2 separate regions of the Mus musculus genome follow, and region 2 is linked to region 1. A link is a contact called in ENCODE Hi-C or POLR2A ChIA-PET data. All regions are on one chromosome and are shown on one strand. Each heading gives the region's core, a stretch centred on a gene start or an enhancer-like site at or near the end of the contact. The rest is flanking DNA. Distances are from core to core; before and after follow the strand shown. Region 1 holds the start of Map4k4 (mitogen-activated protein kinase kinase kinase kinase 4). Region 2 holds the start of Rnf149 (ring finger protein 149).

Region 1 (6,150 bases), core at 2,363-4,862:
GTGGTCTCAATCAGATACTATTTTAGTAACTTTCCTATTGCTGTGACAAAACACCATAAACGAAGCAGCTTGTAGAAGAAGGGTTTACGTGGGGCCTACAGTTCTCAGAGGGGTCGACCTCCATCACCACCATGGCAGGGAGCAGGGCAGGAGGAGGCGGGAAGCAACAGCTCAGAGCTCACATCCTGACCCACTCGCAGGAGGCAGAGAAGCACTGAGAATGGTTTGAGTCTTCTGAAGCCTCAAGCCCACGCCCAGTGACACACCTCTTCCAACAAAGTCACGCCTGCTAATTCTTCCCAAATAGTTCCATCAGCTGGGACCAAGTATTCAAACAGGGCTTGTCCCCAGCCCCGTTCGTATGCTGAAGCTCTGTCTATTCCCTCTCCTCAGGTCTGCAAGGGGAGGTAGGGTGCTTGGGAAAGTACCACAGTTCCACTAAATTGAGCTGAGGAGATGGCTTAGTGGTTAGGGTCACTTGGCTGAGGATCTGGGCTTGGTTCCCCAAATCCACATCAGATGGGTCACAAATGCCTGTTAATTTCAGTTCCAGGGGCCCTGATGGCCTCTCTGGTCTCTTCACACATGCACAGGCAAGCAGGCAAACACACACACACACACACACACACACACACACAAATAAAACAAACAACAAGGGCAGATCCCAGAAGGCCAGGGCACCTCAGAGCACATTCTTTTCTTATTCAGGCACCCAGATGGATGTCTTCCAGACAGGAAGAGCCCTTATTCAAAACCAGGTAGTCTAAAACCTTCATCTTGGACACACAGAGACTCTGAAGTACAAGAAAGTAGTCTATCTGCAGGGGATAGTTGCCAAGATCCTCAATGGATGTGTGAAAATGGAGATGGTAGCTAAACACCCACAATGACACAATAGGCAGAGACTCATTTGTATGTGTAATATATATGTATCAACTTCCTATACATACCCGATAACATTTAACTCATAATGTAGGCACAGTGATTTACTAAAAACAATAAAGTAAAACAATTATAACAAGATGCTGTAATAGGTTGTTTAGAACTTGTAAAATTTATCCCGAACTTTTCATTTAACGCTTTTCAGACTAACGTTGGTCTCAGGTAAAGGATACCACAGAAAGGAGAAATATAACAGAGGGCTGCCATACTAAAGTTACCCAGTTCAAGATATTTTGCTATGATTATGTGAACGAATACATGTACATTTTCAGCAAGAGTTTACCCACAGAGCTCATTTCAAGTGGGGCAGATGTGAGACTGTTCGTTCCATTTACTTTGGCTTTGGGTTCAAAAGCAAACATTGGGTCACCGTTATCCAGCAAACCCCATCTTTTCCTCTGCTCCCAGCAATATGCTAGCAAGTGTAAAGAGAGGTCTGAGCCACAGGTAGAGGGGTTACCCGTTGACTCTATGGCACTTTCTGGAATTCCTTCAGGTGTCATGTCTTTGGAGAATCTACCATCCCGTGACCTAGTCACAGTCCTCACTGCTCCTGCCTGAGCCCTGGCTTCTTGTCTTTCTTATCTCTTGCCTTTATCTGGTATACTGGAGAGGAAATAGGCTGAGAGGTTAGGCAGCCGGAGCAAGGTTGCACAACTGATAAATAATAGAGCCAGGGTTCAAACCCAGTTCAGCTTTGCTCTAAATCCAGGAGACTTTCAGAGAACACCTGCTTAGTGTTCTTTCTGTCTGGCTGGAATTACAATATAATATTATGCGTATTTACAAACTGCCCTTTGGACATTAGCTTTAAGTTCTCTGAGGACAAATTGTGATGCTCTTTCAGATATCCTGGGCGCTGGCTTGCCCTTTCAATAATAGATACTGCCTTGAAAATGGAAAACAATGGCTTCAGTACGGATCCTGCTCACTGCATCTTAGGATAGGGGTTGGGGGGGGCGGGGCTTGGAGAAATCCGAGATAGTAGGATGTAATGGCTGTAATGGCTCTGAACTGATGGGAAAGGATTCATATAGATAAGAAGGAAGTGGTATGAGGTAGGCCTCCATGTCATAGGTCTGATGTTAACCTGTGGAAAGACTGGGATTAGGGACTGGGAGTGGGGGTGGGTTGGGGAGGGGGGCGGTGCCGAGAGACTGCCGTATTTGTATAGCCATCAGCTGTGCACAGTGGGCGAGGTAATTCTTCAGATTTTATTTCCTAATGTATAAAGCAGCAAAATTAAGAGTACCACTCAAGGTTCACGTGAAGAACAGTAAGATAAGATATATGAAATGGGCTGCACACATCACTGTATTATCAATAAATAATAACAAAGCCAAACCAGACAAGCGCTAACAAATTCACCAACATTTTTGTTCCTGTGCGTTTCCTAAGGAACAGATATTGGGAGTTCCGAATATAATTTCACTCTACAATGGAGTCTCATGTCAAACATCTTAGAACGTAACCCAAGCAGAAGAGCGCTGGACATTCTCTGGGGGCAGCGACTTGAACTCTGGGTATAGGCCGAAGTGGAGAGTATGCTCGCTCCTCTCTAGGCTAGGGTCTTTAGGGTTTGAGTACAACAATTGCAGTATTGGGGGTTTTCTACTCCGAGGCTATAAGGTGTGTACTGCTTAAATCAGAACAGTGTGGAGTGTGTGGGGAGGGAGGTGCAGAACGTTATTGACAACTAGATGCCCATGAAACAGTGGATTTTGGGGGGCGCCATGTAACACCAAGCTTAGCTTCATCTCTTAACTTATCAGGCCCATTCTAGGCCTTCTACATGTGGGAGTCAAGCAATTTTACAGCGATCTTGTACCTGGCCATTCTGGGATACTGTTGAGAACACCCGCTGTGAGGTAACAGGGAGTCACTAAACATGTTTTTGGCTGGTCCTGGGACGTGATAAAGAGGGACAGTAGTTGAACTGCCTAGCTGACTTGCTGTGGCATGCTGGAAGAAGCCTGTTTGGTGACCCGTGGTGATCTCCATCCAGGTACTGTCAGGGTTTTAGATCCCGAGCAGAGGGCTCGCCCGTCCGCCCTCCCTCCCATGGGCCAAACTGGCTCGGGGAACACAGCAGCGAGCAATCACAGCGACTGTTTTGGATTCTCCCGGACGGTCAAGTGATGCTCAGCGAATCCTCCAGCAGCAACCAAGCCACAAACTGAGACAGGAAAGGAGAAAGGAGAGGAACACCCCTTGGGGGGTAAAAAGGAAACGAGGGTCTACGGGACCGACCGGCCGTAGGCGGCGGAGGGGTCCGAGGCCCGACCCCGGCGCGTCCTGGCACACCCTCTCCCGGGCGAGCGGCGCGGGTGGGGTGTCCACGGGGCCGCCGGGGCGCTCCGAGTCTTTCATTCATTGTTAGCGGAGGCTGGGGTGTTCCGCCGCGCCCCGCACTTCCTCCGGGAAGGCCCCGAGGGCTCCCGGCCCCACCCCGGGCCGGGCCACCATCCGCGGAGGGCCGGCCGCCCGGCCATTGTTCGAGCCCCACCCCTGCTGAATATTCACGCGGGCGGGCGGCGAGCGAGCGAGGGCGAGGGCCGGGTTCCGCCCGCTCTCCCGGCGGAGGGGGCGGGGGAGTCGCTCGCCCCTCCTCAGCGGCGCCGGTCGGTGCCCCGCGTCCCCGCCCCCGCCCCCGCCTCCCGCGGCATCTTTGTCTCGCGGCCTCGCGCTCGCTCGCTCGCCGCGCTCTCCGGCCCCAGCTCCGGGCCGCTCGTGCAGGCGCGCGCGCGCGGGGCGCCGGGGCCTGAGGCGGCGGGCGACGCCCGGGGGGCGGGTGGGGGCCGAGGGAGGACCGCCAAGCCATGGTGTGAGCTCCGCGGCCAGCGCTCTCCGCGCCGCGCTCCGCTCCGACCGGACGACAAGCCGCCCGGGCGGCGGCGGCCTGCCCGTGCGGCCCGAGCCCCGGCGCCGCCGAGCCCCTGCCCGTCTCTCGCTCTCTCGCCCGCTCCCGGAGCGGCGACCCGGGGAAGATGGCGAACGACTCTCCCGCGAAGAGCCTGGTGGACATTGACCTGTCGTCCCTGCGGGTGAGTGCGGCCGCGCCCTGCGCGCCGCGGTGGACACGGACACCCGCGGGCGCGGCGGCCCCTTTGTCTGCCGGGCGAGCGGGCGGGCGGGTGCCACGGCGCTCCCGGGGACCCGGCGGGGCGAGCCTTTGTCACCGCCCTGCATCCCTCCCTCCGCCCTCTCGCCCTCCTCGGTTGGGGTCCCTCTTTTGAGTTGATAACCTCCCCCTCCTCTCTCTCCAGGACCCTGCTGGGATTTTTGAGCTGGTGGAAGTGGTTGGAAATGGCACCTATGGACAAGTCTATAAGGTCGGTGTGGGGCGCCTTTGTTCCCCGTGGCGTGGAGAAACTTCTTAGGGGACGAGGGAAAGGGTGACGAAACGCTGCTGACTGCAGGCCGTGCCGCCTGGCCAAAGTTGGGAAAGGGGGTTTCGCCTGGCTTTTCTTTTTTTTTCTTTTTCTTTTTTGTTTTTTTGCCTGTGTTCAGACTGGCCTTAAAAGACCTCATTTCCTGGCTTTGAGATAAAGGAAATAAGCTACACTGTTAGGCATGCACTTGGCTTTAGCAAAATAGAAAAGGAATTTTGTGTTCGAGGGTGACCACAGGGTCTCCCCCCAAACCCCCTTTCCTCCAAATCTGGCCTTCATGCGTTTGCGTTTGTCCGTGAATTAAAATTCGGTGTAGACAGGCCTTGCCTATGACTCCACTCAGCCACTGCCTTGGTATTCTTGAGACATGTCATCGTGCTTCTGCCTTCGGAGTGCTTGCCGTAGGCTCCAACTTGGGGAGGCTAGCGTTACCTGGTACTGATTTTAAAGCTTGGCCAGCATACCCTGTTCTAGTGGACAGTATCTTGGGGAAGCGGGCGGGGGAGTGTGCTTTTGGGCCACGGGAACAGGAGGAATTACAGTGTGGGGATTATAAAATGTGAATTCCAGGAATAACCTTTGTGACAGCTGTGTAATTGAGATGGCTGGGAGGAGAGAGAGCAAGGAGTAGAGAGGATGCCAGACTTCACACCCGCCACCCCTGGTCGTTCTCTCTCTTTAAATTTATCCTCCTCCCTGGGCTGCAGATGAAGCTGAGGAATCTGTTGGCCTGTGTCGCCGCGGAGCTGGCACCTAAGGCTGTGAACTGTTGTTCATTCTGTTTCGCTCGCTCGGTCTAGAAGGCGGCTCAGGCTCCGAAGTGTAAAAAAAAAAAAAACACAAACAAAACAAAGCAAAAACCTTTACGTTCGTTCGGTTTCCTGATTTCCTTCTTGTTGGTAAACGGTTTTCTGGAATTATCTTTGCTTGGGGAGTTTTCTAGTTACTGGGACTGGGTCAAGGTTGAGCTACACACACAGAGAAAAATTATCTTATGAAGGAGGGCTTTGTGGCTCACCATGAAGAATTGTCATTGTTTCCCTAAAAATGGGGGTGGTGGTTGAAGCTGACTGTAGACATTTTCTGAGGCCAAATTAAGTGTGGATTCTTTTGTCCCTTTTCAGCCTTGTGAATAGGGTTTATGTGCTCAAGATTGCTTCTCCGGGGCTCCAGCTTCCCCCTCTCCCCAGCACGGGGCCTGGAAGGTGGTATTGACAGGCCTGCCTGTGGTCAGAGCCTGAGTCAGTACTCTTAGGTGATCTCAAGTGAATTAGCATGTTTTGTTGGTTAACTGTTGGGGCCTGGGCCAGATTTTTGAATTTGAAAGGGAGCCCTGTTAACAGCCTGCTGGGCCCAACTGAATTTGGAAGGCTTTGGAAAATTTTGGAAAAGACTGTGTTGCAACTCACTGGAGTGGCTGGCTGGTAACTGGCTTAAAGACACTCTTCCCAGCTCCAGAGTTTGTTTAAGCACGGATTGGTTTTTTTCTAACCTAGTTTTTCTGGCCAGATCTAAGTTGTGAGTAGACTCTTCCAAGTGAGTTAGCCAGAGCTTGTTTTTGACCTGATTACACAGTAGTTGGATTGTTTGTGTTTCCCTGGGTCAGCGTGGAAACTGCGGGTAGAGAACTAAGCCAGAAAGCAGTAGTGCCTTTTAAAAGGCCAGCGTGGGTTTAGTTGGTTTTAAAAGGTGGACACTTTGTGGTGTTAATCTGGGCAAGTTCTTTGTCCTCTACCTCTCCTCTTTTAACCGCCCCCCACCCCGCCCCCAGGCTTTTGAAGTAGATTTGCTAAACACTGCTTTTGGGGAGTAACGG
Region 2 (6,150 bases), core at 1,373-3,872, 320 kb before region 1:
CTGTCAAAGCTGGCTTCTCCCATCTTAATTCTTCTCAAGTGCCAGATTATCAATACCTGGTACCCAAATGGACTAAGTTCTATGAGAGCTAACTTCCCCATCTTTGCAGTGTCTACAGCTGAAGATCAAGGGTCTAACTTTATTTCTAGTTTTTCCTGTTTATCAGTCACACTGCTACCAAATTAATTTTCCTTTGGCCAGTGGTTCAAAATGCTAGATAATTTTGTTGCTCCCTGTAGTTCTGGCAAAATCTCAAGGTATTTCTGATTGTTACAAGTGTGGGGAAAACTTCTAGAATGTGGGAAGGCAGGAATGTAGCTAAACATCCTGTAGGTCACCAAGTAATAAAGGACCAAGTTTTAAAAGGCTTTTGCATGTTTCTTTAGGGATCTAACTTAAAGGGACTCCAGGAAGATTCAGTCACTTGCATGGGTACTTTCATGAACTTTCCAAAAGGTAATGATCCTCCCTTTAAATAAAACAAAACAAAAAACGGCAACTATTATTATCCTAAGAAAACTAGAAAGAAGGCAAATAATGGGGAAGGAAGTGTCCCTCCAAAGGAAGATTCTAGTCAACATGATTGAGGTGTTTTCCTGGGTCCAGATAAATTATATGTCAACAATATAAACAAGAAAGATTGCTGAGCCATGTTTAGAACAAGAGGTGTCTGCTTGGTAGGATGTCAATGTCATTATCAAAAAATGCAGAAGGGTAGAGTTAGAAAATTGTAGGGTAATGAGCTTGTCACTGAAAAGAAAACGGTCTACATTAGATGTGCGTGCATCCACACATGTACACACCCAACATCGAGGAGTCACACCGGCCTATCTTCGCTGACAGAACTTAACTTGGGAACATATATCTGGGATGCTAGGATCTCTCAGGAGCCTTGTGGAAAGATGGTGTGTGGACAGTGACAATTAGGCTGATTTGCAATCAGCGGACTAACTGCCTGAGTCAACACCACCGCAGGGACATCGGTCTATTCTCACCCACCACCGTGGTCCACAGCCAACAAACTCTTGAGTTCTTAAAGACCCGACTTCTCTGGACATTTCTCCATTCTAGCAGATTACTTTCACACCATTTCAAGTGTTCCTTACCTTCTCTTACTTCACCCTGCTATGCTTCTGCAATTTATACCCATTTCTCTCCTAATCTGGAGTCAACCAAGAAAAAAAGAGTTGATCTGTACTCGTAGCTCACTTCCTTGTCATCAAATGGCCATCATTCCCAACCGCGTTAAAAAAAATGGTTAAACCCAAGGTCACTTTTCTGTCTTTATAAGCTCTGTGTCGCATGCACACCAAAACAGAACGAGAACAAAAATGCAGTACAGGAAGAAAGATGTCTTAGCTAGTAGCAGAAACTTAAAAACCCTAATCACAGGAAATTCAGAATGAGTCAACCGTGTGATGCCTAAAGCTAATGTGATCTTAGAAGGCACAAGAGAAACACAATCAAATTCTGGGTCCCCGGAGAGAACTCTGTCCCAAGGATGACATTTTGCAAACTCATCCTTGTCTGTCCCCTGGAACAGCGTGTTTAGAGGTGGCCTCCTGACAGAGGTAGCAAGGCCTTTCTTTCCTTCAATGAAAACAGTTTAAAAAAAAAAATTCATCTGAATTCAAACTGTCCAAACCAGGAGCTAGTGCGATCACCCTACATGCGTCGAGAGAGAAACTACAGCAAGAAAACCCAGGTTTTTTGATCCAGGGTTTTGAAAACACTCATATTCGCCTCATCGAGAGGAAGAAACCACATCGAGTAGCCACTTTAGGTTGGTGAAGAGACAATGCGAGCCTGGCGGCGCCAGCCGTCCACTCCTACACACTCTCCACTCAACCAACTTTGGGAGTCCGTGAGCCGACCTTAGGAAGCGACCCGGGTTCGGGAATCTGTAGAGTTACTGAACTCCGTAGGACCTGCCACCGGTGTGTTTGCTACTCCCCGGCCGAGGGCCCTTCCCAGCTTTCTCACCCTCCCGAGGTGAAGCTCCGATCCTGCAGCGTGTGCACGCACTTCCCTCTCCACACCACCCGGGGAACCACCAGGCTCGCCCCGGCCGCGGCCAGCGGCCCAGCGCCCGGCCTGCTCACCCGCGTGAGACATGGGCTCGGTGGCGTTCCCGTTGCTCTCCAGGTTGTAGACCACCACGGCCGAGGCGTTCCTCCGCGCCGCCGCCAGCACCTTGTCCTTGAAGGTGCAGCCGCCTCGCGCCACCAGCGCCACCCAGGGCGCGTTGCCGAGGGCGCCGGGCGCCACGAAGCGCGTGTCGGGCGCGCAGCCCTCCGCGGGCGCGGGCGCGCGCGGGACGCCCACCAGGCCCTGCCTCTCCTCCCGGAGCGAGCTTTCTCCGAAGCGGCCGCTCTCCGACACGCTCCACACCGTCAGGTTCGACTGCGGGTCCACGTATTCGATGCTCACCATGGCCGAGTACCACTCGAGCGCCCCGCCGCCCACCCCGGGAGTACACAAGGCCAGCGCCAGCACCGCGAGTGCGTCCCGGGCTCCCACGCCGGCCGCGGGCCGCCGCCGCGCCGCCATGGCCGCCCGGCCGGGCTACTGAGGAAGAAGAGCGCGAGTCAGAACGAGGCGACTCACTCCAGGCTGGCCCACAGCTTTGAGGAGACGGCGGCGGCTCGCGAGAGACCGCCGAGCGCGGCGGGGGCGGACCCGCGGCGCACGCGCACCTGGAGGGGCGTGACCGGGGCGTGGCGACGGAAGGGGTGGGGCCCTGCCCGCGGGCGTGAGGAGTGCGCAGGCGCCAGGGTCTGTGCCGCAGGGCTGTGGGCGGCCGAGCTGAAGCTTGCAGATGCTGCAGAGAGTTGTGCAACCCTGCTGCCAGAGTCCCCAAGTCTGGGGAAGTTTGTGCGCTCCGGGTCGGCCAGCGTGGGACTGCGGTTGTGTAAAGTTTCTCAGAGGGTGGAGTTGACTGTGCAAGGCACGCGGCAAAAGCCTGGCTGCCTAAACCACTTAAACAAACAAGCAAACAACAACAAAAACCACTAAGTCAAGTTGTCCAGATGCCTTTTGTTACAAACTCTGTAATATATTAAATTCTTTGTTGCTCTTTTCTCAATGGTTGCCTTCGAGCCCTTTCTTCCTTCTCCTTAGTTTATGTGTGCCTCTGTTTGGACGAAGACGAAGGTGCTACATTAATCAAAAGGGGGGAAAAAGGGGAAAGGATTTGTTTGGAGGTAAATGGTGGCTGATAGATAGTCCTTCGACAACACAGTGGGTGGATACTTTCAGTGTACCATTAAAAGATCCTGAACACACTAAACATAGTTAAATGCAAGTATGGTAACTCTGCTCCGGTAAAATCTTGAGTAGAGCTGAGATTTGAGATGCTCTGGTAGATCAACCCCAGCGAACCTGAAAGGTATTTCCTTTGAAGAATGTGAAGTCTGACTAGACCCGAATAAACACAGGAGATCTCTCCATAACGCTGAGGAGACATCACACCCGAGTTACCAAATATCAAAAGACATTTAAAATACCTCTTCATATATGAGCTACTGAATATCAAAATGTATTTAAACCTAAGAAGTGGACACTTAAGTGATGGACTTAATGCATAGCTATACATTGTTAGGCACTATTCTGAAGACATACACACACAGGCATATACTGTGACAGACCTTCAACTCATCCCTAAGCCTGACTTATATTATCCTTTTTATCTGAGGGGCCTCAGGTCACCTCACAGATCTCTGTTGTATTGGTCAAACCAGTTTCTCCTGAGAACCAGTTCTATAAAGGAACACCAAGTCTTTAATTACACTGGACTTTCAGCAGAGGCCTGCTTCGATTCTGATGGAGCAACTGAACTCATGATTTCAAAACTCACTCACTATGCCGTTGTGCTGCCGCATTTCTGAACCATGTTCCCTGTGAGGCTTGCTCATGTTGTTTCCCCCTCTTTACTCAGTGTGAGCAAATGCCAAAAGTCCCCTTTGTGTGGCAATAAACTGTGTGATTCGTGAAATCATCGTCAGTCTCTTTATTTCTACCAAACAAACCACTAAGGAGCTGGAAATGAAGTTCAGGGCTTTGATTTCTGATTGACTCACTAGTCTTCCTTCTTTGTGCAAGAGTTTATAATTACAGGAAGTAGTTTGTTGGGGCCCAGACCAATATGTTTTAGGTTAGACCTGGTTCTTTTTATCTTTTGGATTGCATCTGTGGTATGAGACACAGCCTGAGTTCCAGCTAGGAGTAGCTTTAAAGTTAAACCTCTTCTCCCACTCCCATTACTAAAATAATGTATTTATTTTTATTTTATGTATGTGAGTGTTTTGCCTGCATATATATCTATTCACCATGTATGTTTTATGTCCCTTGACTAGCCCTGGAACTGGAGTTATAGACTATTGCCAGCCACTATATGGGTGCTCAGAATCAAACCTAGGTTCTTAACCACTGACCCATCGCCCCAGCCCCAGGAAAGCATGTTTTAAAGGCCAATAGGATTTCCAGGTTAAGGCCTTTCCCATGTTTTAGACCCAGAACAAGATGGTGTGTTTCAGCCTGAGGAACACTCCCGAGAACCCCTGGCGCTGTGCTTCAGCAATGCAAAGGCTTTTAGTTCCCAGAACACAGCGCTGTGGTTTCTTGCTGTCTGACACATTATTTCCTTCTTCCTGAAATGACCTCTTCCTTCTGCCTCTTGTTCGGGCAAACACTACATTGGTTTTGAAATTTTAACCCTTCAGCTGTTTCTTCTGTAAAACCTGTCTTGGCTGACCATGGGCTAACAAAAGCTCGGTTTCCCATGTCACTTGTGCATAATATGTATGCACATTAATTTCATGCTACCAATACTGATTTCGGAATAAGGTTTGGGGCCTTCATAAGGGCCAGGATTTCTTGCTTGCTCTCTTCGAGTGCCAGCTTCAACTAGCAGTATGTTGGGAGCATGCAGATGTAAGTTTACTCTGACCAGTGGGGAACGGGGGCTTCCAAGTTCTAGGCTAGTGAGTGTGAATCTCCATGTGATAGCTGGAGTGGGATGCAAACCTGCAGAGTTTCTAAATCCCAGTCCCTCCAATGATGTGTTTATAAAAAGATAAAGAGAAGATGGGATATGTTCTATGGGAGTATGTGGTGAGGTGTGGGGGAAGGGGGTGTCTCTGCAGGCCCATGCCAAGGCAACCCTTCCCCCTGAGGGACCAGCCACATGATGGTATAGTATAGAATAGATAGAATAGAGTGTATTCAGGGCATGGGGAGGGGAGTTAAGAGGGTAGTAGAGGCAGAGAAAGGCAGAGAGGGGGGGGGAGAGAGAGAGAGAGAGAGAGAGGCAGGCCATGAGCACATGGAGAGAGAGAAGGGGGAAGGGAATGGGGAAGGGGCAGAGCAGGAGCAAGAAAGCAAGAGAACAAAAGAGCAAGAGAGGGGGAAGGGGCAAGTAGCCCCTTTTATAGTGGGTCAGGCCTACCTGGCTGTTGCTAGGTAACTGTTGGGTGGAGGTTAGACGGAATGCAAACACTTGTCATATGAATAAAGCAGATTTTTACTATTCCATGGTACAGAACTCATGATTAATTAAACACTCACTCAAAGAAGTCCAATGGACTAATGAGGCAGCCCTTAATGCTTTTGAACTCTTGGGTCCTGCACAACTTCTTGGTTTTTACTCGTTCTTTTCTTTCCCTTACTCTCCTTCTCTTCTCTTCTCTTCTCTTCTCTTCTCTTCTCTTCTCTTCTCTTCTCTTCTCTTCTCTTCTCTTTTCTTCTCTCCCTGCCACCATTGGCAGAGTTTCTCATCATAGCCCAGGCTGTCCTAGAACTTACTCTGAAGACCAGGCTGGCCTTGAACTCATAGAGATCTGTCTGTCTCTGCCTCCCAAGTGCTGGGATTAGAGGCATTCGCCACTACCCATGTAGTTGGGTTCTTACTTTTTGATCATCAAACCAAGCCCCAGCTGGCTTTCCCTGCTGTTAGGTGCTGCCTCGGACTCACACTTCCAAGACTTTCTCGTATCCTGACTTCACCACTCCAATTCTCCTTCTGTGGAAGAGCTGACCAGGCTTATCCTCAACCCTTATTTTTGGAAGGGAAAGAACAGAGAGATCCTTGCCTTTTAGTACAGGAGTATTCAAATAGTTCTCAGAGTAGAGAAGCTAACGGAATGAAGCTGT

What was found. A loop is a pair of places that touch in the nucleus more often than their neighbours do. ChIA-PET counts read pairs that join two places held with the same protein, here RNA polymerase II (POLR2A).
Region 2: a map of Patski shows a loop between it and region 1 (2.1-fold over the local background). The contact joins the promoter of Rnf149 here to the promoter of Map4k4 in region 1. A Hi-C loop is called at or near these places in 2 of 37 maps with a recorded cell type or tissue (Patski and v-Abl transformed pro-B cells). POLR2A ChIA-PET finds 5 or more read pairs at or near these places in 2 of 5 experiments (Patski and embryonic stem cell).

The regions. Positions count from the first base shown.
Region 1 is chr1:39,897,301-39,903,450 of GRCm38, forward strand. It overlaps Map4k4 (mitogen-activated protein kinase kinase kinase kinase 4), which reads left to right and starts at 3,613. Exons shown (of 32, transcript NM_001252200.1): 1 at 3,613-3,986; 2 at 4,209-4,274. The coding sequence starts at 3,930.
Region 2 is chr1:39,574,725-39,580,874 of GRCm38, forward strand. It overlaps Rnf149 (ring finger protein 149), which reads right to left and starts at 2,623. Exons shown (of 7, transcript NM_001033135.3): 1 at 2,103-2,623. The coding sequence starts at 2,550.